7 separate regions of the Homo sapiens genome follow, and all the other regions are linked to region 7. Evidence: chromatin loops called from intact Hi-C (ENCODE). Cell type or tissue: PC-3. All regions are shown on one strand.

Region 1 (4,000 bases), 200 kb before region 7:
ATTGACACAAGCACTTTGAAGTTCAATTTAACAATATTTAGCAAAGTTGAAAGTGAGCATATCTGACAAATTCACAATTTTAAGTCTAGGTATATATTTAGAAAGAGCTCTCCCAAATGTGGCACAGAAATTCTAATGACAATGTTTACTGAAGTATTGTTTTCAACAGCAAAAAGTTGGAAGCAATTGAAATACCCATTGCCCTTACATGCAGAACAAATAAATTCATGCTTCAATCGACATGAATCAATTTCCCAAATATAATGAGGATTGAAAAAGTGGCACCTTAATACTTCATACTATTATAAAGCATGCATTGATATGATGAATATAGTTCTCTGTGGATTAGGGAGAAGGAGGAGATCAAGAAGTGGTACACAGGGATCTTCTACTCTACTAATGATGTTTTATTTCTGATTGAAAAACCTGACCCAAACATGAAAAACTATTAATTTTTTAAAAATCTGGGTGACGGACACACAAATATTGGTTATAATATTTTCTCTATGTGTTGAATTTATGAAATACTTTCTAATTAAGAAGGAAATAAAAGAAAGTCACAGATTTTCAAAGGATAGAAATTTCAAAAAGAAGGAAAAATAACCATAGAAAAAGAATCCTGCAAAATAATCATATTAATACACAAAGGCTAATGGTTGCTTCTGACATCATAGGTATCTGACATAAATAAGTCTAATCCTGCCCAAATCTTATTTGTGTAAAATTAATTTAGTCTCAGCACGTTTTGCTTCATCAATAATCTGTTTTAGAAACAACATTCTCTCAAGCTGTAACTTCTCTCAGCGAACTAGCACCTTGGCAGTTTATGACTCATTCCCTCCGACAAGACAACTTAATACATATTTAGTCTACCACAATAGAGAATGATTTTTAGATCTATTGGAAACACGGATTTAATAACTAAAACTGCTCATATGGATATGATGTGTTGAGACAAACACTGACTTGGAAATTGTTCTTAATTTCTTCTTGTAGAGTCACTAAAATTTCTTTGATAAATCATGTTATTGCCACAAATTTTAGGTATACACCTCACTCAAGATTACACCAGATAATCTCACAGAACTATAGCTTCTAAGAGTAGAAAGAGGTCCTTAGAGTCACACATCGATGGCCATATCTTATTTACTTTATTTACCTCTGATTCCCCATCACCAAGCACAACTGCCATGTAAGAAAGGATACTAGGCCCTTCTTCCTCTCTGTTCTCTGACTTTATAATTGAAATGAGATGAAAAATTTTATATCCATGTGAAATCTTTGCAGAGAAACTCTGAATGTATTTAAAATAAATATTTCCTGTGGGGGACTAAGAGGGCTTAAGTAATAGATGATACTTTCTTTTCTGAGGAATCTAGATCCTCTTAATAGCAGAGCTTTTTGTTTTGCTGAACAAAAAGCAAGTGAAGATGCAAGTCTGGGGGTGGAGTGGAATTGCTGTGCATGAGTAGCAGGGGAAGAGCCTGCCTGGCTGATGACAAGTTGGGGAGATATGGGAGTAGGCTGGGTAGGAGGGATAGACAGAGTTGAGGGTAAGAGGAGTTCTAGTTAATTTACTGTGGGGTATGTAGCACAGAGTCCTAGGACTTCTTTCTCCCCTCTGGCTTCATTGGAAAACATGACTGTCCTCATTAATACTTAACACCAGGAGGTGGAAGAGGATTGAGCTCCCCATTCAGATAGGTCTAGAGGAAATCAGAGAACATAGCTGGGGATAATGCTAGGGGGTGACACAGAGCTAACTTTGGGCCTCTCTGTAGGTCCGTTGCCTTCCTTGTTGTATCTCTCCCATCTGTTTGTGAGTTTCTCAAAAGAAGAATTGAGATAAAAGAAGATAAAGCTTTTAATCTCCTGTGCTGTGCTGATAAATTTTGTTAAATGTACAGTCTAATGGATACAAATACATTCATATAATAATAAGAAAAATATTGCTTATATTTTATTTCTTAAGAAAATAATATATATTTTAAAATGTAATCATGTTCATTATAACATATGATTTAATGTGCAATAATAATATATTCTCTTAGATCACAATGAAAAGTTAAAATTCTTACAGAGGAAAATAAACTTTACCTTTTTCTGTTTATGCATAGGCTACAAAAGAGGTAAACTGTTTCCTGTTTCTTAACTAATTCTAAATGTAGGTTAATTAATCCAAAGTAACAAAACAAGTCCCCAGCTTCACAACAGAAGCTAAGTATCTTAATTTATTCTTAAAGGGTGATTTTTAGACTGTGAGTTGGCTCTTAATGGGTAAAGTGCTTTATTTTAGATTTTCTAAATAATTTATTCTGGAATATGTGGGAACTTAAAAAATAACTTCTTTAAAAGCTCATGACCTGTTGTGATCCATTTTTAAAATAAACTTTTCAAAATATTACATAATGCTATTGCCTTACATACTGCATCATTATAGTCTATAAACTTGAATTGCTGTTATTATAACTATTTTGAGAATTAAATGAGACAATGAATTCTTTTAAAGCACTTAGAACATAATGGGCCCCCCAAAAATCATAGCTTTATTGTTGTCAGTATTAAAATATTTGACTTTAACACAAAATGTTATTATTTATTTGTATTTTAAATAATTGAATATAATCCAATATTCAATTATTTGACATTGCTCTCTGTTTCTATAGCTTAAACCAAGATCCATTTTTGTAAATAAAGTTTTATTGGAAAACAACCATTCTGAGACACACTCACTTTTGTACAATTTCAGAGTTGAGTAGTTGAGACAGAGAGAGGGTGGTCTACAAAAGGCAAAATGTTTACTATCTGGGTCTGCAAGAAAGAGTTTGCCAAACCCTGGCCTAAACTCAAGACATCTTTATAAACTTTATAAAAATAGAATATATTATGAAAAAGTAAGTTTAATTAAAGTGACTTTTTCACATTCATTTGAAACAAATCACTTTGTCTCATGTATAAGTTTCTGATACAAAGAGAAATGGCAATGTAATCTGAATAAAAACGAAACATACTTGGGGAAAGTCAAACACACAAAATCAAAAACAGAGTGGAACGGCCAGGAGTGATGGCTCACGCCTGTAATTCCAGCACTCTGGGAGGTCAAGATGGATGGATCGCTCGAGCCCAGGAGTTTGAGACCAGCCTGGCTAACATGGCGAAACCCCATCTCTACTAGAAATACAAAAATTAGCTGGGTGTGCCTGTTATCCCAGCTTCTTGGGATGCTAAGGCAAGAGAACCACTGGAACTTGGGAGGCAGAGGTTGCAGGGAGCCGAGATGGTGCCACTGCACTCTAGCCTGAGCAACAGAGTGGGACTGTCTCAAAAAAAAAAAAAAAAAAAAAAGGAGACAAAAACAACAACAAAAAAACCCCAAAACCTAGAGTGGAACAAATTCAGAATGCTTAAGTAGTTCAAGAGTACACTGATGGGGTCTATCTGGTTGTTTAAGTCAACAAAATCACCACTACCTAGTTTATTTATTTATTTATTTTTCCAGGATTTCAAGTTAGTTTTTAGCTGGTTAACTGATTTGCCGCTTTGTTAAGAATGAATGACATGTGGCCGGGCGCGGTGGCTCACGCCTGTAATCCCAGCACTTTGGGAGGCCGAGGCGGGCGGATCACGAGGTCAGGAGATCGAGACCATCCCGGCTAAAACGGTGAAACCCCGTCTCTACTAAAAATACAAAAAATTAGCCGGGCGTAGTGGCGGGCGCCTGTAGTCCCAGCTACTTGGGAGGCTGAGGCAGGAGAATGGCGTGAACCCGGGAGGCGGAGCTTGCAGTGAGCCGAGATCCCGCCACTGCACTCCAGCCTGGGCGACAGAGCGAGACTCTGTCTCAAAAAAAAAAAAAAAAAAAAAAAGAATGAATGACATGTTAAAAGCTGCATTCATGTAATGTACCAATGTGATGAACTTGGGAATAAGTGTACCCCTGTGAAACCATTACCATCAATGCCATTGACATATCCACCACCTCTCAAAGTTTCCTCCCACA
Region 2 (4,000 bases), 300 kb after region 7:
TCCTCATGAAGTAATTGAATTGCATTTTTTCTCTTTCAACTCTAATTTGCAAAGGAAAGTTTAGCCCCATGTCAGCTTTAGGCTGGGTTAGTGATAAGAGTATATGCTTATTCTCAACCCACATACACTTTTCAAGAACGTCTTCTATAGTTTTAAAATGGGAGTTTTTTAATTAATGGAAAAAGTACCTAATCTTAAAGACAGGAGTAGCTATTCTCAGGTAAATAATACATGAACAAGAGAGATTGTAAAAGTTATTAGTGTAGCTCTTCCCAATTCTATATAAAAATCATATGCCATTGTTACAGATACTATTTTAGTACGAGAGCACAGCAGGCTGAATTTTCTTGGAAGAAAGGTTTCAATTCAGACTGCAACCTTCCTTCAAAAATACAATAATGATAAAGCCACCCATCCTTCAAAGACTTACCTTTTTCCAAAGTTAATATCTCCTTATGAACTTAGATTAAAGTTAAAAATTTATTTTAGACTAATTCATGCCACATAAAACCTTTCTTTGTGTTTTAATAGAAATGCATTTTTATAATATGCTATTTTTCTGGCTTGTAGAGGTAGATAAAAATGAAAGTCATTTGTACCTGAGAATCCAAGTTTAATTGCCGTAGTCTTGTTTTGCATGAGTTTAGTTGTTTTTTTTATTTGTAAGATAACCATTCAGTGTTCTAGAAACACTCTTTAAAATAGTCTTAAAGCCAGGCACGGTGGCTCACGCCTGTAATCCCAGCACTTTGGGAGGCTGAGGTGGGCGGATCACGAGGTCAGGAGATTGAGATCATCCTGGCCAACATGGTGAAACCCCGTCTCTACTAAAAATACAAAAATTAGCCGGGTGCGGTGGCACATGCCTGTAATCCCAGCTACTGGGGAGGCTGAGGCAGGAGAACTGCTTGAATCCAGGAGGCGGAGGTTGCCATGAGCTGAGATCGTGCCACTGCACTCCAGCCTGGGTGACAGAGCAAGACTCCTTCCTCCACCACCAAAAAAACAAAAAACAAACAAACAAACAAACAAAAAACTGTCCTAGAAAAGAAGCAAATAACAGTTGAATCTACATATTTTCATACAATTGGCACTATCCTGAGCCCAGATTTTTTCTGTCAATAATTATTAAAGATCAAATTTTAAAAAATTAAGTTAGTATAAAAAGTGCTCAGAATACATAAATATTACTTGTATTCATAGTGTTGCAAATTTTGAGTTGAAATTTTAAGTACTACAAAAAAATATTTATTGAGGTGGTTTTAAGAATAACATTGAACTCTGATATCAAACCGAGAGATTTTAGCAGAGGAGTTATAACACAAATGTTTTACTTTCTAAATCTGAACTATAAAAGATAAACCAAATATGGTGTTCAACATTAATTTCTTAAGGTTGACCTAAACTGAGCTCTCTAATTACTATGTGAACATTTGGATTTTCTTTTTCTCCTTTGGTATCTAGAGAATATGTTTGTCTTATTTCTAAATCACCATATAAAACTTAACAAAGTCCTATAGCCTTTTGTTTGCTTGTTTTTATGAAACAAATTTGGGGTTCTATTTTCTCATATGTTTAGTTGTGTGTGTCTTTTGGGAGAAAAGGGGGGAATATATTTTGAATTGGAATTGAAGCAGATAATTTTAAAATTCAGAGCTGAATTTATTAATAAGGAATTTTATCCTAAAATACAAACTGAGAAATTTGCAATAGCTTGGTTTTAAATATTCCCACAAGACTAATAGATTATTTAGAAATTGAAAGTTATTAATTATTCATGTAAGAATCACTTCTCAGCCTCTCCTTCACCTTGAGTAAACAGTTATACAATCCAATTTTATGAGATGGCTACAGAAGATGCCCTTACTTTATATGCACCCTGATTTAGATAAAGGTCACCCTCTAGTGGGGTTGATATGTATTTCAATCTCAAACCTCACTCAATTGCCTTGCCTTTGAATAGCAAAATGATTGATTTTGAAAACCAAATGCAAATCCAGGTTCAGGGATTTTTATCAGCGTGTCAAAGATGAAGAGATACAGATTATTGTATTTAGCCCCAGGAAACTGGGATTAAGAAATTCAAAGACCCACTAAGCTTATTAATGTCATGTTAAAGTCATTGTGAATACCTTAAAGTGGATTTAAATGACAGTAGAAAAGTAAGTAGCCTGGTCCTAATTTCTAAAATGGAAGAATAAAAATCTGCCATTTTCCTGGTTAAGTATCACAATTTTAGAACTTCTGCATCCCATTTAGAACTTATATATATAAAACATCTAACATGACTGCTTATATTGTAGGCAACCTGTGGATTCTCTTGAAGTTAAACAATTAGAAAATAAGAGCAGTGTTTGTAAATTAAATATAAGCTCAATAATATGCTTACTATTTATTGAACACTTACCTTGAACTAAGTGCCTTTTTGTACATTATCTTAGTTTTATAATGACAACAGAAAATAATCTAAAGAAAAACTATGAAGGATCAATTATCATTGTTTTATTCAGACAAGGAAATGGAAGCTGAGAGCAGCAGTTCTAACTTTAGCATGCATCAGAATCACCCAGAAAGCTAGTTAAAATGTAAGTCTGGGGACAGAGTAGGAGCGAGTTTGCATTTCTAACAAGTTCCCAGGTGATGCTGATGCTGTTTGTCTAGGGACCACACTTTGTAAATCACTGCACCAAGTTAGAATGCAAATATGGCTTTTGCTAGCAAATTCCTTCAGTGTGAGTATGATGAGCACTTGCTAGTAGCTTAATATATTTTACTCTTCTGCCCTTGTAGAGCATAACATGGTAACTATGTGGACCTAGTAACAATAAAGATACAGTAACCATAAAGACACAATAACTAAATAATTGCAGGGCTTGCTTGGCACCCAGAAATCTAAACCTAATACTTTCTCTTATTTCTTGACCTAACTTTCTAGTTCTCTATGTGGTTGGCAACAAATCGAAAAAGTCCATGAAAGGATGTAACATCCTACAGGAACATATGTAGTGACTGAGTATAGATCAGCAGTCCTCACAATTCAGTGTGCATTTGTATCTGGGCCCCATGAATTTCAAATCAGCAGTTCTGGGTTGAGGGATGAGGTATCTGCTCTAATAAGCACCCTAGATGATTCTGATGTAGGTGTTGTTTCCAACATGCTTTGAGACAATCTGACTTAAAGATTCAACAGATGTTTGGTTGCTTCTTCCATGAGAAAACAACAATAACAAAAGCACCTTTTCCATGAGAGATCAAATTTCCAACCAAATCTTGGTTTAGAGCATGCCAGAGCTCTGACTATGACTGCTTTCTGAGTCAAGTGCAGAACAGAGCTACTACTGCACAGAGTTATCGTGAGTATTGTCATTTTGACAATTCTGCATCCAAACACACGTTGATTTGGGTAGAGTCACAAGACAGGTGAGAGGTAAGAGCCTATCCCTAACTTTTCTGTCCCCTTCCACTAACCCCAGCAATTAGGGAACCGTAGATGATGTCATGTGGCCAATGAGATGCTCTCAACTGGGAGTCTGAATCTTGAGGGGGTGAGGCACATATATATGTACATGTATTAGGGAACCTGGGATGGAGTAGAGAATGCAGTGATGAATCCAAGAGTGATCAGGATGGCTAAAGATCATAACGCATCAGTGGGCAATAAGCAGTTAGCGGAGGTGGGGCCAGTGGTGCAGCCCATGCAGACTGTATCTGGCTGGGCTATTTCTCTTCTCTCCCATAGTAGCTTGGTTGCCTGGGATTCATACAGATTCTCTGAGTGCCCATTACCCTTCCGACCCATTGTTACGATTCTTAACATCTGATCCCTAGGTTGGAAAGACAGGTTCACATCATTCAATGAATAACTGTCTCACCTATTTTAATTTTACATATGACCTTCTTACTGATGTGACTCCTGGGAAAATAACTTAATCTTTTGGGCTTCAGTTTGCTCAGCTGTAAAATTAAGAGGGAGGAGGCAATGTTCTCTATGGCACTTCTC
Region 3 (4,000 bases), 310 kb before region 7:
TTTCCCTTCTACTTTTCAAATGATAAAGAAATAGGTAAACTAGAACATGAATAAGCTCTTGCACCTAAGTTCCTGCCACATACTAAGCATTGAATAAATGGCAATTCTTTCGACCGATTTTAGAGAAACATGCTCTCGTATCCTCTCTGATGTAATAAGTAGACATAAGCAGTTGTACTTGCAGGAGATGGCAGGTCATTACACCTGGACTGAGCCTTGGAGATCCCAGCCCTTTATTCCGCACCTGAGAAAATGCAGATTTGGGAGGCTCTTGATGTTTACAAAGTCGCATGGCTGCCACGTGGCGCAGCTCAAAAGCTTACACGGGCAAATGCAAAATTTCAATGCATAGAGTAAAAAATGTTAGGTTTCATGATATCTTTTACAAATGAAATCATTTTATTTTCATTATTCTCTTGAGAAATTGGATTCCAGGACCCTAAAGAACTCTGCGGTTCTTTTCTCAAACATAGATGCTTTTTAGAAGCCTGGTTATTCGAAACAGCAGATCTTACTTTTTGGTCGATGTATTTGTTGTCCTCAATTGCTGAGCGTTTGGAGTGGTCGCAGGAGGAGGAAGAGGTGGTCGGGAGGCTTCTCAGGAGGCAACATGTGTCCTGTTGCTGGCGGTCAATAAACTGCTTCATAAAACTCTCCCTTTGCAAATGAAGTATATGTGCATCAGGCATTATTAGTGGAAGGGAGCAAGTGACAGCATTTTGCAATGATGAGTTTGCTTGAGCAAAGATAAAGCAGTGATAAAAGATCATAGAAAACTAGATCATGACTAAAATATTTCATTAGCAACAGCTTCCTGAAACTCAGTGACTCCTGCTTAAAAAGCAATATCCTTGAAATAACTTTCAAGCAATATTACTCAGTAACCGATGGTAGTTTTTTGAATCTTTTTTTTTTTTGAGACGGAGTTTCACTCTTGTTGCCCAGGCTGGAGTGCAATGGTGCAATCTCAGCTCACCACAACCTCCGCCTCCCGAGTTTAAGCAATTCTCCTGCCTCAGCCTCCAGAGTAGCTGGGATTACAGGCATGCGCCACCACGCCCAGCTAATTTTGTATTTTTACTAGAGATGGGATTTCTCCATGTTGGTCAGGCTGGTCTCGAACTCCCGACCTCAGGTGATCTGCCCGGTTCGGCCTCCCAAAGTGCTGGGATTACAGGTGTGAGCCACCGCACCCAGCCCAGTTTTTTGAATCTTATTGTGGTAATAAAACACTTTTTTTCCCCCTCTAAGACTTGGAAGAATTAGTTGCTCTCTCTAAATGTCCATTTATCATAAGAATGACTAAGAGAGAATTTTACATTTTAAGACTCAAAAGCAAGTGCGTTCATCTGATCTTCAAAGCATAACGAAAATTCAAGTAACGTCTCTTCAAATTACCAAATTCAATTAATTTTGTTTTTTAAAATTAGAAATGCAAATATATTTCTACCCGAATTTTAAATATTATGGCACCATATATAGTCTCATACTTTTATAACCCCCCACAGAATTATTTTTAAAGCTAGTAACATATTACTGTAATTCTGTTTGTAATTTCTTGAGCTATAACTAGAAGAATTTCCTTTTATTATTAAAAATAGGTGTTTAAAGCATCTTTTATGCATTTGCTTAACTGGAGGGCAAACGTGGTAGAAAATCAAATCAGTATGAGTGGAAAAACGCCACGGTTCTTCTTTTAAAAAGTGGAAGGCAAATTATATATGGTAACCTGACATGGTAGGCTCCATAAACACTGTAGTAGTACACAAACTGGGCCAGCTGTGGTTTCCCTGTTTGCTTGAAAATAAAAGGGCCACAGAGGCAATTTTAGTCTCATACGGTTGGGGTCTGAGATTGATGTCTACCTGCCATCCCTGCAACACTGAGCAGCTTCTCCAGTTTCCTGGGATGTCCCATTCCCGAGGAGTCATCCCAGAGAGAAGCGATGGGAAGCAGCCTTCTTGCTTAGGCTACTGCAGTTATAAAGTGACTCTTCTGTGAATACATTGCTTAAAAGAGTCAAAGTTGTTTATTTATTTATTTATTTTAAATAGAGGTAGAGGTAGTAGAAAGATGACAATAAAATAGAAAGAAACCCAACCCACATATACTTAAAAGAAGGGTTAAATCAGATTTAAGATGATGAATCTTTTACAATATATGTGAAATATGCAATTAAAGAAGTATTTTGGTACCTGATTTTAGGAACTGTAAAATCTGAAGGAAGCTTTGAGATTTTCACCATTTGAGGTCTGTTTGGAAATTTTTCAAAGATTCGCAGGCGTAAAGGGAGCTTTTCTTTGGTGTCCGCATTTGCTTCACTTTGCTTTAACTAAAGAAAAATTGGAAAGAAGAAAAAAAGGGGGAACCTATAATACTATTATATACGTTACACAAAATTAGTTTTAGAATGGAAGCAATAAGTAATTACATGAAATGCCAGTAGATGGCAGCAAAGGCCTACCAAGTATACCTCTCTTGCCCGCCATAAATTGCTCTATGAGCTAAAACTTTTGAGTTAACAGAAAAAACAAAAACAAAACTTAACAACAAAAAAACTAAACCAGAAAAAAATTCAAGGAAAACTTTATGTCATTTTATTCCCAAAGACAAGTCTCTTTTCATCTCAGACATTTTTAATGGTTTACTATTACTTGCATATTTAAACAATAAAATTTGTTTACACATGCCTAACGCTAGAATTAAAAATTTTTAAAAACCATGAAAAATTTAAAAAAAATTAACTACAGAATCATACTAAGTAGTAGCATTTGTAAAGAGAGACAATGGCAGGAAAATTGGTTATGTCGCCTAGCAGATTAAAACAGAAAAGCTCAAAACACAAATACCACATTTGGTCCATGCAGCGAGTTTTCCATTTGGCTGCAAACATGCTTGGACACGACGAACTTAAATGCCATATGATATCTTTGTGAGGAATGACAATCAAATGGATTTATTTAAGAGTGTATATTTATATTTCTACAAATTGAGTTTCAGGGAAGCTCAGGTTTAACATCATAAACTGGAACAAGGCTGAACTAAGATACTACAAAGGTGGACTGTGGCTTCCAGAATTCATGCTATACTTTCCTATGCTCTCTTTTTCTCTCCCAGTGCCGACGTCTCTTGGAGTCCCTCTTTACTTCTGTTTACCTCTCCCCTTCTCCAGGACCTTCTGCAGAGTGGAACACCCTTCCCCACGTCTGCCCTGTCTTCTGTCCCGGCTTCCCAAACTGCATCTTTTAACACTGATGCCTTTCAAAGAGTACATGTAATTCAGGCTGCCTTTTTGGAGGGATTTGGGGGGTGGGTTTCAAAAATCATCCACTCATTTACCTCCTTGTTGGGTATGGTTTTACTCTATAATTTGTTTTAGGAATTATGGAAAGATAAGAATTAGAGGCCAAGAGAGCTTTTAAAACAGGAAGAGAGATGGCAATGCATCCCTCCTATATGTGGAAATACAAATTGGCTAAGGAGAACAGGAGGGCTTCTTTTTGGGGAAACATTCCCATTTCAATATGATGGATGACTCAACTATCCTATTGGTTGTGAGCTCATGATGAGATTATACATCCTGATTTCTGGTTTTCTTATTAGGCTGCAGAAATCGCTCTTATGTTTTTGTTTTGTGTAACATAAACATTTACCTTAGCCATTTGTAAGTCTGATTTGATTTTGTGGGTAGCCTTTGGTTTTTCTGTCTTAGATGGTAATCTTATTTGGAGAAGGAGTCACTGCTGTTCGTTGCCTTCCTCCCTTCCTAACTGGAGTGCTCAACGCAGTAATGTGTGCAAAATGGCACGTTCTCAACAGTTCCATGGTTATGATGATGACAATGGTAAGGAATTAGCTCCCAAAGACACAAAACAAAAAGTAGTAGCATCTCTGTGAGAGGTACACAGTTAGAAAAATGATTCCACACACGAGTAAAGAGATTTACCAGGAAGAGTCTTGTTTTCTAAAAGTTGATACAACTAGTAGAAAAATACTTGTC
Region 4 (4,000 bases), 170 kb after region 7:
TTTCTATTTCTATTTATTGTGTTTCCTTTGCCTGCACAGAGTGTTGATTGACTTCACCTTTCTCCGTATCCAGAAATCCATCTATGTGATTAAACTTTTGTTCTTAAACAAGGCTTCTAATATTAGATGGAAGATTTAATGAATAATAGTAGTTAACATTAAGTGAGTACTTATAGAGTTCTAGGCACTGTTCTAAATGTTTGACTTATGTCATTTAATAATCTCATCAACCTCATGATGATGGTAGTATCATGATTATCCCTACACAGCTAGTAATAACACCAGCGTCTCTGTCTATATAAATTTAATCATTCCTATTTCCATCAATACCAATTCAGTCTAGGTTCTTGCTTTTGCCCTTCTCTCTGTCTAGAATAACCACTGACACCTTGTAAGCCTGAAAAAAATGCAACCTCACATGTAGCTGTGATCACATTTTCCTCCATATTCCAGCTAAACCGGTGCGCACTTTTAGTTTTGTATTTGCCGTTTACTATAATTATTTGTTGGTGTTGGTCTCTCTGACTCCATGAGTAGTGTTGATTTTCTTTGTATTTCTAAAACCTAGAATCTAGCAAACATTTGACTGAATAAAGAATAATGATTGACTGTGAAACAAATGACTACATGAGCGCACAGATGGATCCAGTGTTTTTTTCTTTTAAATAAATGATCATGTACCAGTAATTACAGAACTGGTTCTAAACATGGATTCTTATGTAGTTAGAGATCCATGAATAGAAAATCTTTATTTAATTTAATACGAGGCCTCTAGCCTAGTATTCAGTTAGTTCTAGGTTCCCCAGCACTGATCTGGAAGGGAAAAGAAAATTGAATCTGAAATGAGGCTGGGATGTGTGTGTGGGGTATGTATGTGTGTGTGTGTGTGTGTGTGTGTGTGTTTTCCTGTAGTTGTGACTTAATATCAAAGACAATTGCAGATAATATGAGAACTTTTCATTATTTATGCTTGTTTTCTCTAATTGAGATTAGATTATATTTTGCAGATAAACAATTTGAATTCGTTAATAACGTGATTTTTGAAAATCACTGACGCTTGTTAATGTTAACTAGGATAAATATTATTCTCTATTTAAATTGTGTGTTTTGATCTTTCCCTTTAAAAATAATTTACTACAAATTTTAAAATATTAAATATTAATATGATAATGCAATCCGAGGTTTATAATTTAGCTTGATCCCATGACAGAGTAAGCTAATGTTAACTATATAATCAACAACTTGTAAAAAATGTTCAGAGATTACCTCTTAAGGCCCACAGTAATAAAACTATCTACACTTTTCTCTAAAAGTCATAAAAATGTTTGTGAAATAAAATCAAGTTTCATATCTTTGTGTACTGAAATTAGTTTCTTATTCCTACCCAATTATCTAACATACAATTGTCATTTTGTTATGAGATACATACACTTCTCATTACACATGGAGAAGCATTATGTCATTATTTTTATAAAAGGCTGATAAATACAGTTGTTCCTTCATGTATGGCTCCCATACAGATTCCTGGTAAGATGATTCTATAAAATTATATAACTCAAATCTCCTGTTGACTTTCATCTGAGGACAGGCAGTGGGTTCACCGTGAGTCACTGTAGTTCAAAGATGTAAAGAAATCTGTTGTAATCACACTTAACCTTCGCAGAGCACAAATTTAAAGGGAGACTCATGATTTAAAAGTGGACAATTAACAAATGACCTTTCTCCTTCACATTAGGTGAGATCATCAGGGCAGTGTGGTAAGTAGTCTGACTGTAGAATATTTTAAAGGAATGAAAGTTTTTTTGGGTATACCTTCTGGCCTTCTGGGCCTGTTTTTGGCCTTCTGGCCCTGTTTTAAATCCCATTTTTAAAAACCCTATTGCTTAAAACAGCTAAAAGAACAAATTTTGTAAGCATTCCATTAGACTGGCTAAACATCTCCCCCCACCCAGTTTACAATGTATACAATCTCTTATATTCATGTGGCTTAGTGATTTGTACAGGATGACCTAAAGCCACCAGGATTCCTGGAGATATGCTTAGATGTTTACTAGGTTGCTTTGGAGAGTGAGAAGAAATCTGGGCTTGTTGAGCTTTACCTACCCTACCTACTGCTTTCTCTGGGCAAATTCACTTACATATGTTTTATTTAGCATGGATCTGTTAATACTTTCATTTGGAATGAAATGTTTCTGCCGGTTTCTTTCTGTTCTTGTGCAAATGTGAAAACTATTGCTTTAGCGAAAGCAAACACCGTTACTTCCTGAATCACAGCTCCCTCCAAACCACTCCTCTCCAGATAAACATTTATGTTTTATGCCCCAATAACTACACTTCCTTTTATTTTCCCTGCTCTGAGCCTTGAAGTGTTCACCTGAAAGCATTTTAAAATAGTCTGTAATTCCAAAGGAAATGAAGTAATTGTCCATGGAAGGGAGGTGAGGACTCAGGATACAGATTGACCTGGGGTTGCTCATGAATTGAGACCAAAAGAAAAACAGAGGTAGAATAAAATGAAAGGGAGAAGAGCTCAGTGAACATCTGTGCTTTCTCTTTGCCGAGTCCTGACACAGCGCTCACTACCCCTCTGCATTTTATCCCTGTCACCATTTGGAGAATCAGGCAGGAAGGCCCAGCATCAGGGATTTCCTCTCCCTTCAAATTCTGGTCCCTGCAACCAGCTGGAGCCACCCACAGATTCCCTTTGTTGATGAGTGCTTCCGGAAGGTGAAGGAGAACCTCCCCATCAGGGGGCTGCAATGTTCCAAACTGCAGCATCATTCATGACGTGGCTAACATTTACCTTCATTTTCGTAGGGGGTGGAGAAAGGTATTTTTTTATAGTAATAAAATACAATCTGTGAATTCTGCCATATACCAAATTAAAAGAGGTTTTGCGGTACAGCTTTCCATGGAGACAAGGAACAGGTAATTATTCAGAGATAATGCTTCTGAAACAGAACATTGTCAGTATATAATGGTTCCCTGCCGGTAGATAAATGCAGAGGCAAAGACAGCATATTTATTTTTTAAAGCAAGAGACATTCAGTGATGCAATTGCAACTCTTGAAATTACCTTTCCTGTTTTACCAGATGAAAGGTTGTAGATTTAATCATCATGCCTGATGGAGCACTGGTGTCACAAAGTGACAGAAATAAGCCCAGTGACAGCAGCCCTGCTGTGTACAGATTGACTTAGTAAACACTCTTGGCACAGACTTTAGCCGTTGAGGAACTTCTTAGTTATAAATGGGTGGATTCTCCATATAGCTGCTCAAATTCTAAATTCATTATATTCCTGCCAGTTAAGCCTTCGTATGTCTTTGCTTTGCCAATGAAAACTCAGCCGGCCAGGAACAAATCATATACAGACTTAATTTGAATTCAAGGGATGATATTGCTTCTTCTGTAGGTTAAGGGTTGCAGTGGTAGCTCGATAGTTGTGTAACTACACTGCACTGCAAGGGCTCATCAGGTCCCACTCAGTATTTTATTTCTAATAATAGTAATGGCTAATTTTTTTTTTTGAGATGAAGTTTCACTCTTGTTGCCCAGGCTGGAGTACAATTGCACGATCTAGGCTCACCGCAACCTCTGTCTCCTGGGTTCAAGCGATTCTCCTGCTTTAGCCTCCTGAGTAGCTGGGAATACAGGAGCCTGCCATCATGCCCAGCTAATTTTTTGTATTTTTAGTAGAGACGGGGTTTCATCACGTTGGCCAGGCTTGTCTTTAACTCCTGACCTCAGGTGATCCACCCACCTCGGCCTCCCAAAGTTCTGGGATTACAGGCGTGAGCCACCGCACCCGGCCAGTAATGGCTAATTTTATTGAGCATTTAATGATGCGTTAGACACTGTTCTAAAGACTGCACATGTATTTTTCATCAACCCTATAATGTATTTTTAAAATGCGGTAGATTTCTCTTTTACCCAGGGAGAAAGGAGAACTTAAGGGAATGGCTTGGATCTGATCACATGGCTAATAAATGGTAGAACTTCG
Region 5 (4,000 bases), 60 kb after region 7:
AAGGAAATGTAGTTATTCTTTGACTGGAAGATGTCTTTTCTGTTCTGAATGTTCTGAGGTATGTGGATTCTTATCTATAATTACCTTCCCTTAAGTCAATCTGCATGCTAAAGCCTCCCCCAGGTCCTGCATCTGTGCCTCATTCTTTGAAGCTGGGATTCAGAATATATTATAACAGAATAAATTATAAAGATTGCTTGGGTGTTTCCTGTACCAGGACATAGCAGTGGTTTGGTGTCCTGCCCATTTGTGTGGCAGGAAATTCTTTTGTTTGTGCTGGTGAATCGTTTTGTCTGGGGCTTCTTTCTTTGCTAAAAATCTTGCATTCTTTCATTTGGCAAGCATTTTGTCAACAACTTTAACTTGCAAGAACTATGGGTCCACCTATTTAGGCATTATCGATGAGAACTTCTAAAGGAACAGCCTTTGAGTGTACAGTACTATGGCACACACCCCTAAGGAACCCTCTATGAGTAATGGGTTTGTATAATTCCTTTTTCTTCAGTGGAACCTAGGACTTGCCTGATATTCCAGAGAGTGTGAAGAGGGATATTTAAAAATAAAAATGAAAAAGTGTTGCCCCCATAGTATGTAACAAATGCCTCTCAGGTGTGACAGATGTGAGTTATACTGTGAAGGTGATATTGATGAGTCTGGGTAGGTGTGCAACTGCTTATGGCATAAGGCAGGTACACAGTAAGACCAGTAAGACTAAATGAGAATTACTGGGTATGGAGCTTGGGGATCCAATAAGCCTCCCAAGTGATTCCTGTGTACACTGAAATTTAAGAAAATTATTACATGGTGCCAAAATTTTGTTGTTGATCATGATGATCATTGGAAGACAAAATACCAAAAATTTTATCCAACGTATTATGTCTTTAAGAGAATGTTATAATTTTAAAAGAGAAATTATATACTCCTTAAAATCATTTTCATTAATCAAAATTACTTATGGCTAGAATTCCTCTGCCTTTATAATGCTCTTGCACTTCTAAGTCTAAAGCCTTTAAAATGGTCAGTAATTATTATACTTCAAATTAATGAAGAACCATTGACCCCATGAAATCAAGTTCTGAAATTGACCAACAAGTAATGAATTGTTAACGAGGATGTATTATTCACATCTGCAGTAATTATTTTGCACCAATATTCTAGATTTAAGTGATCTTGGAAAATATCATACATGTGATACTCCTGATCTCAAAGAACAACTTAGTAATGTATAATTATTTTTATTTTTCTGCAATAACTGAGAATGAAGTGCATATTTAAATAAATATTTATATAGTGTTTGTTTATTCAATGTGAATTTCATCATATAAAGTTAATGCCCTAAATTTAATATCTTTTGCATTATTGTGGCAATTGTGATAGTTAACACATCTGTAAACACAAACACATGTTCTGTGTTTCCATTTGATGACCTATAAATGAAGACACATTCTAAAGTGAGACAAAATAACTATATCCTAAATATTCTATCCTAAACGTCCCCATATTCTTGCATTGTATGAAGAAGTGTGTTGGCTGGTGTATGCTAATTTAATAGTTAGATATAATTTGGTTGCTTGATGGAAGATAAAGGGAAACTTGCAGTTTGAAAGCAGTCAGAATGTTAACATCTGTTAAAAATTTGCTAAGTTTCATCACTGAAATTGCCATGACTTAGTACTTTAGAGGGAATAATTATCTCCCTTGGAAAAAACTAATCACTTTAGAAGTGCATAAACACTTCTAAGTCACAAAGGTGCTGTTTCATGAATGACATCAAATTATTATTATTTTTTTTGGTTAGGAATCAGTTTTAGGAGCTAATTTATTTCCTAAAGTCTCTCATTTCTTCTTTAATGTCATTTGTGTAGTGAGAGATATTAACAAGCTACTCTACAAATGATGAGAAATATAAAAACAAATTAATTGTATCTATTAATAACCGTATCTGTTAATATTATGAAATTTCCATATTTCTCCCCCTAGCTGTTGTCAACATCACATCTATTTATTGTCTGAATTTCAATTTCTTTGTTATCCCTCATATATGAAAGTTTAACCTTGAACCTGAAATGACCACTAAATATACTGCCTTAAAAACTGGAATACACATGGGTGTGGTATGTGTGTACCCTCACTTATTCCAACTTAGATGCCTTCCATTCCTTCTATCCACCTTTGCTCCTGAGGTCCCAGGCTAGGGGAATTTGGGTTGTACTAATAAGCACTTTAATATTGGCCACCAGAGGGCTCCCATATTCCTTCCATCTAAGTATGAAAATACAAAGTGCAACTAACATAAAGTTCACCATCAAATAGAAAATATTATAGGAATTTATGATATAGTTCTCTCTAGAGTGAAAGTGTTCCAAACCCATTGTGTTCTTATATAAAATACTTACAATGAACCAATTTGGGATACTCAACACTTTCATTAAAATAAAGTTATGAAATTATGTTTGGTTTTGTCTTTGTTTTGGGAGGTTATGATAAGACTTATAATACTTAATTGGTGATTCCACATTTTAAATATTAATGTTAGTAAATCTGGATGTAAATCCATTATTTACATATGAATGATGTAAAATACAACTGATTCTAGTCATAGGAGTACAATTTTTTATCACAAGCTAGCTATATAAATAATCCTCTATTAAAACCCCGGGTATTTTTTTTTTTAGCCCAGCATTTTGATGGTACACAAAACTTTAGACAACAAGATGGTAGGGTTTCTTTAAGTGTGTGTTGGTAGTAAGAAATAGTTCCATTGGAGAAAAACAAAGAATTGCTTCGTTGGTGAGTCTTTCCACTAGTTCTTGTTGGGTTGTGTTAGCCGAGAACCATTTGCAGTTACTGAGACATGCTGGGATACCTCTCAGGGTTTTAGAAGCAGCAAAGGTATCTGCCATTTTTTTTTCTTTTTCTTTCATTGATGGTAATTTGTTTGGTTTTGTACTGACCAGGTGCTGACCAAAGTATTTATGTATGCAGACATATTTCTGCTGTGCAGTAGAGGGTAGGGTTAGCCAATAGTGAAACTGTTGTAATTGACAGCGGAACAGACTTTGAAGTTTCTTTAGGAACTCTTTGAATCTAGGTGAAACATTTCATATGAGTCATCAGATTGATCTTCTCTGCGATGTACTTTAAAAATTACAATTCATTTATCATCAGTAACCGAAAATGGCATTTAACCATTCTACCTTTTTCAATTGCTTTTCTTCTAGAACACATTACTTATATTTCTGCACTTAAATGTGCATCAAAGAGGATAGCAACATGGAAGGCCTGATTAACTAACTCAATTATACACCCACACCTAGATGCTGTCTTTTTGACTGTGAGACTGCAATGTTGTGTTGCAGAAGAAAATAAAACAATCTGTTCCCCTTTTTTTATCCATTATGTTATTCTGGTCTGAGAATTATTGATTGTACTTTTTCTTTAGAAAAAGAGAATAAAAATGAGCTAATTTTGGTGCACCTTGTATTTATTGAAATAGTTTTAAAGCAGTGTTTTGAATTATGTTTTGATATGTGTTTTTAAAACGGTTTTTCTGAAAGCAGGCTTTCTTTGTTTAAATCCTCCTCTGTCCCATCCTTTGCTTTCTTTTCATGAGACAATTGTGATTAAAAAGCACTCTAATCTCTAGGGTTAGATTATCATGTCTAAATGAAATGCGGTTATAAAACTATCTTTGTATACAATCTATTTTGGAAATTTGAATAGTTTTATTCAGAATCACATAGTAACAAATCCAGTCCAGTTTGTCCTGATGATTCAGTGGGATTTTGATCTGATAATGTTCACCAGGCATTTGCATTCAATTTCTGCTCAAGGAAATCCACAATATCGCAACTAGTAATTGACTGCATTTTAAAAATATGCACAAGCAAAAGAAAAGGTAGAAAAAATGCAACAACCAATTTTGATAGTGACTGGATATTATCATAGCCCAAAAGCTAACTGTATTATGTTCCTCTTAGAAGTCTTTGAATTAACAAGC
Region 6 (4,000 bases), 240 kb before region 7:
GGAATTTAGCAAGTACATTTCTGTTGGATTGAGGCAGGATTTTTATCTTTTGCCTGTTGCCTTTTTCTCCGGAATTCTGAAAACTAAAATAACAACACAAAGAAGCAACAGCAAAAGCCACAGCAGCAATACTGCAGACCTCCATCTAAACTAGCTACTAAGGTTCTTTCTGCATCTGGTCCCACCTGCTCTGCTTTTCCTTTTGTATTGCACAATTTAAGATTATAGGATGCAGCCCATTAGCTTCCATTTGCTTAGAGGGGGTCCCTCTCTCCTTCCCCACCCCCATCTGCATGCACATGTGCTCAGCCAGATGCATGCTCACACACGTACACACATTATGCTTTATCCCATCATGCTTCCTGGAAATTAAGATTTCAACATTGATTCCTAGAAAAAATGTTAGAGACAGTCCTCTGCAGAAGTAGGCATTTTAGTCTTCTGGCACACTAAGACTCTGGGTGTTACATCCAAGAAGGGTATACCCAAGAGAAAGAATGAATATACATATCATTGGGTGAATGGTCTCTGTTTAGTTCCGTATATGTAATAGTTAATGATAAGCTATTTCCGCGTCTGGAAATAACTTGTCGGTTTGTCTTATTTTTCTGTAATATGATTTTTTTTTACCTTTTGCATTTGTCTGGAAAGTCGCAAAAGACTGATTAAAAATAATCTCCTAAACTGGAATTGGGGACTATTTTTAAAGTTTTAAACTTTCTATACAACACAGAAAACTGAGTGCCCACCATTCCATTAATTCTCCAGTCATTTACCCTTGGATGCTGGGCTACCTCAGTGCTGCTAGGAATTCAGCATGCCATGCTAAGACATGGGCTTTCCATGCATTTAAGAAGGACAACTGCTACTACTTGTTAAGTGCCTGTTTACATGGCAGGCGCAGTGCTAACTACTTTGCACCTGTTACTTCCTTTAATCTTCCTACCAATCCTCTAAGTTATGTATTATTATCCTGTTTTATTGATAGGAAATTGTGGGTAGCCATGAGAGACTGACAATAGAGTCTCACTACAGACTGTATTTTTTGTAGGCAAGACTACATAAATCATGTGCCTGTTTTGTTGTTCAAAATTCCACCGACATTCTTTATGCAGTAGAGCTAAAAGGCATACAGACACAAATGTATGAACTGTCCTCTTTTTGTAGGCAAGAATCCACAAAATATTTAATAACACGGTCATGTTTTCATCACTGAAAACATACTTGAGGAAGCTCATTATAATGGAATGAGACAATACTTTTCATTAATGACTTTCATTTATTTTTAAAATTTGAACAATGGAACAGTCTGATTATTAAAATAATATTAATGTAAGATGGCAATTAAATAGTTGGGAAATTGCAAATAAGATGATTGGTGAAAAACTACCAAAATAAGATGAGCTGCAAAAATAGGTTCTCCCTGAAAGAGTACTCTTCTAGGGTTAGGGGTAGGAAACAGGATGCTTTATTCAAGGAAAGTCATAATTCTGATCATTGCAGTTCAGTGGACCAATGATATTAATATACAACAGCAGGAAAAGATGGCCAATTTTATGTGATTCATCCTCTAAAAGGAAGTACACAGGATATTATTTTATCATTTCATCATTATGCCACAGATGAGTCACCACAAAAATAAATTCCAACAGGAGCAAGGAAAAAAAAACCCTAATGTTATAGTAGAAAGGAAATAATGAAAATTAATTTTACAGTTTTTTTTGGGGGGGGAGACAATGACAATAAACTATATATATATATATATATCTCATGGTATCACTTTAAAATAAGCCAAATTGTTAGTTTCTATTGCAGAGTCATGCTCAACCATGGATAACAATCTGGCCTAAAGCTTCAGATGAGACTCAATTTTATGAAACTGTGAAAGATTTGACACAGTAACAGCCTCACAGAAAAAAATATAAAATATCTCCAAAGATGCCTGAAATTTATCAACTGATCATAAATTCTTGTCTTTCATCAATAAAAATGAATTTTGTTCAATGAAAATACCTCCTCATAGAAATAACATTTCTTCCAGTGTAACTTTCCTCAAAATAGCTCTTCTGCTATTCTCCAAGAAAAAAAAAATTAAAAAAAATAAAGTAAAAATCTTCAAAAGCTCCCTTGTGTCACAGTTCCAACCACTGAAGACCCTCCATGTCTGGTTTCCCATTGCTACTGCCATCCTTTGGTCATATGTCCCTCCATGCCTGTGATTCTCCATGTCTCTAATTTACTCATTTGGTTTTTCTTATATGGAATGCCTTCATCTAATGCCATGACCCAAATCTCTACCTGTTGAAATTATATTCACCCCTAAAGACAAATCTTTATAAAGCTCTGCACACCTCCTTCTCTGGAAGCAATATTTTTCTCTCATTAAATGAGCTGATATTTGGAAGTGCTAGGCACACAGTAAATTCCCAGAATTTTAAAATACTCTCCCAAATGTCTTTGCTATTACTTTAGAACTGAGTACATCTATTGTAGCATATGTCACCTTTGGCTTACTTGAGATCTTTCTTATGTGTTCTACTATGGGATGAGTTGTTTCAGTCCTTCCTTGGGTTCTTGACAATGCTATAGTTAAAGAGGGCAGTGAGTACATTTGTTCATGTCGGTATGCTTCCTAGCTGTGTTGCATAAAGAATGTTGATAGAATTATGAATGAAAAACCAAGAACATGATTTATTTATCTTCATCATAAATGGGTATATCAGATATTTTGTGAAAGATGATTTTCAGTGGTGTGGCAGACTGAGGGAGGGTAAAGCTGAGGCTATGACATTCAAAGAGGACACAATATCCTCAATGCAAACAAAGGCAAAAGACTGTGAGGCTGCGGACAGTAAAGGCAAACACTGGGATGGCCTGCCCTAGATCATGCTCATTTTAAAAAGTCTATCCATCTGAAGTCTTATCCATCTGATAGGAAGGATCAATACCATGAAAATGGCCATACTGCCCAAGGTAATTTATAGATTCAATGCCATCGCCATCAAGCTACCAATGACTTTCTTCACAGAATTGGAAAAAACTACTTTAAAGTTCATATGGAACCAAAAAAGAGCCCGCATTGCCAAGACAATCCTAAGCCAAAAGAACAAAGCTGGAGGCATCACGCTACCTGACTTCAAACTATACTATAAGGCTACAGTAACCAAAACAGCATGGTACTGGTACCAAAACAGAGATATAGACCAATGGAATAGAACAGAGCCCTCAGAAATAATACCACACATCTACAACCATCTGATCTTTGACAAACCTGACAAAAACAAGAAATGGGGAAAGGATTCCCTATTTAATAAATGGTGCTGGGAAAACTGGCTAGCCATATGTAGAAAGCTGAAACTGGATCCCTTCCTTACACCTTATACAAAAATTAATTCAAGATGGATTAAAAACTTAAATGTTAGACCTAAAACCATAAAAACCCTAGAAGAAAATCTAGGCAATACCATTCAGGATATAGGCATGGGCAAGGACTTCATGAGTAAAACACCCAACGCAATGGCAACAGGAGCCAAAATAGACAAATGGGATCTAATTAAGCTAAAGAGCCTCTGCACAGCAAAAGAAACTACCATCAGAGTGAACAGGCAACCTACAGAATGAGAGAAAATTTTTACAATCTACCCATCTGACAAAGGGCTAATATCCAGAATCTACAAAGAACTTAAATTTACAAGAAAAAATCAAACAACTCCTTCAAAAAGTGGGCGAAGGATATGAACAGACACTTCTCAAAAGAAGACATTTATGCAGCCAAAAGACACATGAAAAAATGCTCATCATCACTGGCCATCAGAGAAATGCAAATCAAAACCACAATGAGATGCCATCTCACACCAGTTAGAATGGCGATCATTAAAAAGTCAGGAAACAACAGGTGCTGGAGGCATATAGAGAAATAGGAACACTTTTACACTGTTGGTGGGACTGTAAACTAGTTCAATCATTGTGGAAGACAGTGTGGCGATTCCTCAAGGATCTA
Region 7 (4,000 bases):
TTGTCAGATTTCCTTGCCCCGGCCCCAACCCAAACTCCAAAGAGTGCATCTACTTTAAAAGCGTGTGGTGAAAGTAATTCCCTACCCAAGTGTTCCCACTACTGTCACTGGCCTCACCCTTCTCCACAACTCAGGGATTATTTTAAAGGTTTCTTTAATATCGGCCAGTCCAAATATTCTCTTGTCAAATATTTCTGTGGCCCGTACTTGAAATCTGTGAACAGGACACTTTTTTTTTTTTTAATGTCAAAATAAACCATCTGCTTGTACAACTGTTTCTAATTACTTCCCTGCCTAGACTCTCCACTGAGGGGTTTGGCACCAGCACCCCGCCCAGAGCAGTGCCGCTGCCCAAATCCTCGCAGGCAGCTCATCAACGCAATTGCAACTCCGGCTGGAGCCCCGGACCTGCAAGCCTGGGTGTCCGTGGGTCCGTCTGCCCAGCCATCTGCTGGTGGCACCTCTCCCTCCTGCCGCCTCCCTCGGTGAACCCCACCTTGCAGAAGTGCAGCTCGCCCGGAGCAGCCCAGGAGCTCAGCATGCGTCCCCCAGGCTTCAGGAACTTCTTGCTGCTGGCGTCCTCCCTTCTCTTTGCTGGGTTGTCAGCTGTTCCTCAAAGCTTCTCGCCATCTCTGAGGTAAGTTTGGTTTGTTATTCTTCAGTACAGACCTGCCCTGCTTATGTGGCAGGGCTCAAGCTTGCAGGATGGCTGCCCTAAGCCAAGAGCTGTTATTAAATTGGACAAGGGATAAACTGTTTTCAACCTGTTCCTTTTCCTCTCCTTATATCTACAGCGTGTATTGCCTCATGTCTGTCCTTTTGCTTTTCCTTTGGAAAAATGCAATCATTGAATAAAAATATAATTTTCTTTTCTGCAAATACATATCAGGAGGAATTCCTGCTGTGAGTTAAAATGCTATGTGTACCAGTATCTTCTCACAACATGTAAAGCAGAATGATCTGTTTCCCAAGGGCAGCAACAGGAGGTCTGTGTTACATTTTGTATCATCCTGAAAGAGACTGAGTGAGGCACACTGCAATAGTGAAACTAAACTTTTTAAAAGTAGAGTTCCTAAAGACTGCTTAATGCAAATTATGCCCGATGCTATCATAGCATGTCTAACTCTTTCTATAGATTCACGTTTTCTCTTCTGTAATATAAGTGCCCATTGGCCATCAGATAGCAGTGGGACGTTTTTTAAAGGAGAACTGAAAAGTCAGCTGAGTGCCGTACCTTGGATTACTTTGTATTTAATCTAAATGTGCATATAAGATTTAGTGATAAACTACCAAAGAGCAGGGCAGTTCACCTCTGTCCACCTGGAGGAAGGACCTGTGTCCGGGGGCAGGTCACCCATTACACATTTTGGGCCCTGGTCATTTCTCTGGTGGGTGATACCTGTTTGCTTGGGAAAATACAGCCCTTCCAGGCAGCGCTTGGACCCCAGAGAGATGTGGGCCTCAGGCGTCCTGTTCTTGGGGTTGTACGTCTGCACCTGGAGGGGACACTGGGGAGGAAACGTGGGTTCGGAGCAGGGGGCGGCGTCCGCGTCTGACCCGGCCTGCCGGTTGCTTGTCGCCCGCGCAGGAGCTGGCCGGGCGCCGCCTGCAGGCTGTCCCGGGCCGAGTCGGAGCGACGCTGCCGCGCACCTGGGCAGCCCCCGGGGGCCGCGCTGTGCCACGGCCGGGGCCGCTGCGACTGCGGCGTCTGCATCTGCCACGTGACTGAGCCGGGCATGTTCTTCGGGCCCCTGTGTGAGTGCCATGAGTGGGTGTGCGAGACCTACGACGGGAGCACCTGTGCAGGTAAGAGGGCGGCGCTGTCTCCTCCCTCGGGAGGTCGAAACTCCTCTTCTGGGATTTCTGCCACTCCCTAGAAGAGTGAAGGGTGGGGACACGCCTCCCTTCACATAAGCACCAATTAAGTTACTGCGATTGTCACACTTTGGCTAGTTAATTCTGGCATCATTTATCACAACACTTTTATCCCCCAGGCTCTGAACTTGAATGGAAGTAAAGTTTTAAAAATTCATTCACTTAATTATATATTTTATTGTAATTATGATTTTTTAAAGTTGGGATCTTGCTATGTTGCCCTGGCTGGTCCCCCCCCCCCCCCCCAACTCCTGGAATCAAGCTATCCTCCCTCCTGAGCTTCCCAAAGTGTTGGGATTACAGGCGTGAGCCACTGCACCTGGCCGTCATTTGCTTAATTCTAAAATCTCACTTGCCTCTAAAGTTCCTCATTATAGACTAAATTCCCCAATGTCCTCACAAATGGAGTTATTTTACTGGGTTCTCCTATCCCTATCAAGAATGTTAATGATAATATTTGTAGATCTTAGGCCTGTATTTTATTTTACATAGGAAACAGTGGGAGGGGGAATGTATTATTTTCCTCCATTCTAGGGAGGCAGGTTTTGTCTTTGAAGCCTGATTTGCCCTCTCATTATTAGAATATAGTTCACAGGCAGGAGTGCATATCAGAAAACTGTAACAAGGAAAAAAGTAAACGGGCACATATTTACTTAGAATGACTGTTCTTGCATTGTTCTAGCTGCTTGAATTTTTGAGTTGCAATGAAACTTGGTATTTTCTGAGGGTGGAGTGAAAATACATTCATTTCCCTTGCACATTTTTAAGGAGTGATTCAGGTTCTGATATTGGAAAGGGTCAAAAAATTCCTTCCCAGAGAACACCCTTAACCTCTTTACCTGTGTCGTTTTACTTAAGGCCAAGAGCCTCAATTAGTGCCTTGTGAGTGACACAGAACTCCATTAGTGAAAGCACAACACAATGCATTCCAGCCAGGGTTTGGCAAATTTGTAGGAAAAACCAGCCACTTATTTTACCCTCAATGTAGCTAAGAATAATAAGACAGCCAACACTAACATAGAAAGATCAAGAATGAGTTTATAGCAAAATATTTTTTTCTCGGAACCTGGGCCCAGTAGTGTATAAGTTACTTAATATGCAGGCTGCTTGGCAATGCAAAAAATAGTCATAGAAGAAATTTGGAGGGGCGCAGGTGCATCTACTTGATTTGTTTTCCCTGTGAAGGCTGTGGATCAACTCTTTAAAAATACTGAATGCTGGGTGGGGTGGCTCACACCTGTAATCCCAGCACTTTGGGAGGCCGAGGCAGGTGAATCACTTGAGGTCAGGAGTTCAAGACCAGCCTCGCCAACTTGCTGAAACCCAGTCTCTACTAAAAATACAAAAATTAGCTGGGCGTCGTGGCATGTGCCTGTAATCCCAGCTACTTGGGAGGCCGAGGCAGAATTGCTTGAACCTGGGAGGCAGAGGTTGCAGAGAGCCAAGATCATGCCACTGCACTCCAGCCTGGGCAACAGAGCGAGACTTCATCTCAATAAATAAATTAATAAATAAAATTAAAATATTGGATGCCACAACTTGTTATTTAACTTCGCAGTCCTACAAACCGCAGTATAATTAAGGGTAGCCCTTTGGAATGAAAGCTAAGTTACCGCCTAATATTTCATTCCAAATTTGACTGTTACTTGGCTTCTCTGACCTATGGCCTCTGGCAAGCCCTCTTCAATATCATGAATTTTGAACAAATTTTCCAGGGCTTTTTCTCTTGTTTTATTAGAGAAGTAAGAGGTAAGATGCAGCCTTTAACTGGTGAAAGTTGTGAGTGTCGTCAGATTCACTTTCCCTGTTGAAGAACCTAGGCTGGTGCTTTTCTCCGAGAAACTATGCAGAAGGAATGCTGTGGTAGACAGCATTCCTTTTTCCCTCCCATAGAAAATGATATGTTGTTTACTCATAGCATCTTAGTCACTGCATTCCTTCCTTCTTGATACGAAATGCAGGACTGAGTCAAGCATGGTTTTGTTTGGTTATGCATGCATTTCTGTAGAAGATGAAATGCTTCTCTTTATTTTAATACTGAATGGAATAATGAAGTTCATTTTTTATTCTCATCTTGCTGACTGATGCCCATCAAAACTTACTCTACAGGGCCTTGAGCAGAATC

The links. Peaks named below come from ENCODE experiments on the same cell type or tissue, not always from the same donor. Only the 100,000 strongest peaks of a DNase experiment are listed, where the experiment ranks them.
Region 1: a loop joins it to region 7, with 3 times the contacts of the local background. A loop is called at or near these places in 2 of 110 quality-filtered maps.
Region 2: a loop joins it to region 7, with 4 times the contacts of the local background. A loop is called at or near these places in 3 of 110 quality-filtered maps.
Region 3: it touches region 7 in a loop (7-fold over the local background); 11 of 110 quality-filtered maps call a loop at or near these places.
Region 4: a loop joins it to region 7, with 4 times the contacts of the local background. A loop is called at or near these places in 3 of 110 quality-filtered maps.
Region 5: a loop joins it to region 7, with 4 times the contacts of the local background. A loop is called at or near these places in 4 of 110 quality-filtered maps.
Region 6: it touches region 7 in a loop (8-fold over the local background); 5 of 110 quality-filtered maps call a loop at or near these places.

Annotation. Positions count from the first base shown.
Region 1 is chr13:101,251,048-101,255,047 of GRCh38, forward strand. The region is part of intron 11 of NALCN (sodium leak channel, non-selective); the gene reads right to left. Among named protein-coding and RNA genes, the nearest start is that of NALCN, 160 kb to the right of the region's middle. In PC-3, a CTCF peak has its summit at 1,758; no DNase peak of the experiment used is centred here.
Region 2 is chr13:101,755,742-101,759,741 of GRCh38, forward strand. The region is part of intron 3 of FGF14 (fibroblast growth factor 14); the gene reads right to left. Among named protein-coding and RNA genes, the nearest start is that of FGF14, 160 kb to the right of the region's middle. In PC-3, a CTCF peak has its summit at 1,913 (motif pointing left); a DNase peak (open chromatin) is centred at 1,890.
Region 3 is chr13:101,142,565-101,146,564 of GRCh38, forward strand. It overlaps NALCN (sodium leak channel, non-selective), which reads right to left. Exons shown (of 44, transcript NM_052867.4): 16 at 2,196-2,332; 17 at 516-657. Among named protein-coding and RNA genes, the nearest start is that of LINC00411, 200 kb to the left of the region's middle. In PC-3, a CTCF peak has its summit at 2,443 (motif pointing right); DNase peaks (open chromatin) are centred at 2,457 and 3,757; H3K4me3 peaks cover 529 bases; H3K27ac peaks cover 950 bases.
Region 4 is chr13:101,622,043-101,626,042 of GRCh38, forward strand. The region is part of intron 7 of ITGBL1 (integrin subunit beta like 1); the gene reads left to right. Among named protein-coding and RNA genes, the nearest start is that of ITGBL1, 170 kb to the left of the region's middle. In PC-3, no CTCF peak of the experiment used is centred here; a DNase peak (open chromatin) is centred at 1,599; H3K4me3 peaks cover 1,182 bases; H3K27ac peaks cover 1,843 bases.
Region 5 is chr13:101,512,672-101,516,671 of GRCh38, forward strand. All of the region lies in intron 2 of ITGBL1 (integrin subunit beta like 1), which reads left to right. Among named protein-coding and RNA genes, the nearest start is that of ITGBL1, 62 kb to the left of the region's middle. In PC-3, a CTCF peak has its summit at 2,209 (motif pointing right); DNase peaks (open chromatin) are centred at 220 and 2,220; H3K27ac peaks cover 805 bases.
Region 6 is chr13:101,209,903-101,213,902 of GRCh38, forward strand. All of the region lies in intron 13 of NALCN (sodium leak channel, non-selective), which reads right to left. Among named protein-coding and RNA genes, the nearest start is that of NALCN, 200 kb to the right of the region's middle. In PC-3, no CTCF peak of the experiment used is centred here; a DNase peak (open chromatin) is centred at 1,569; H3K27ac peaks cover 2,074 bases.
Region 7 is chr13:101,452,295-101,456,294 of GRCh38, forward strand. ITGBL1 (integrin subunit beta like 1) reads left to right here and starts at 381. Exons shown (of 11, transcript NM_004791.3): 1 at 381-637; 2 at 1,589-1,806. The coding sequence starts at 540. RefSeq lists an enhancer at 1-463. In PC-3, CTCF peaks have their summits at 1,654 (motif pointing left) and 1,854; DNase peaks (open chromatin) are centred at 1,807, 2,607 and 3,777; H3K4me3 peaks cover 3,166 bases; H3K27ac peaks cover 4,000 bases.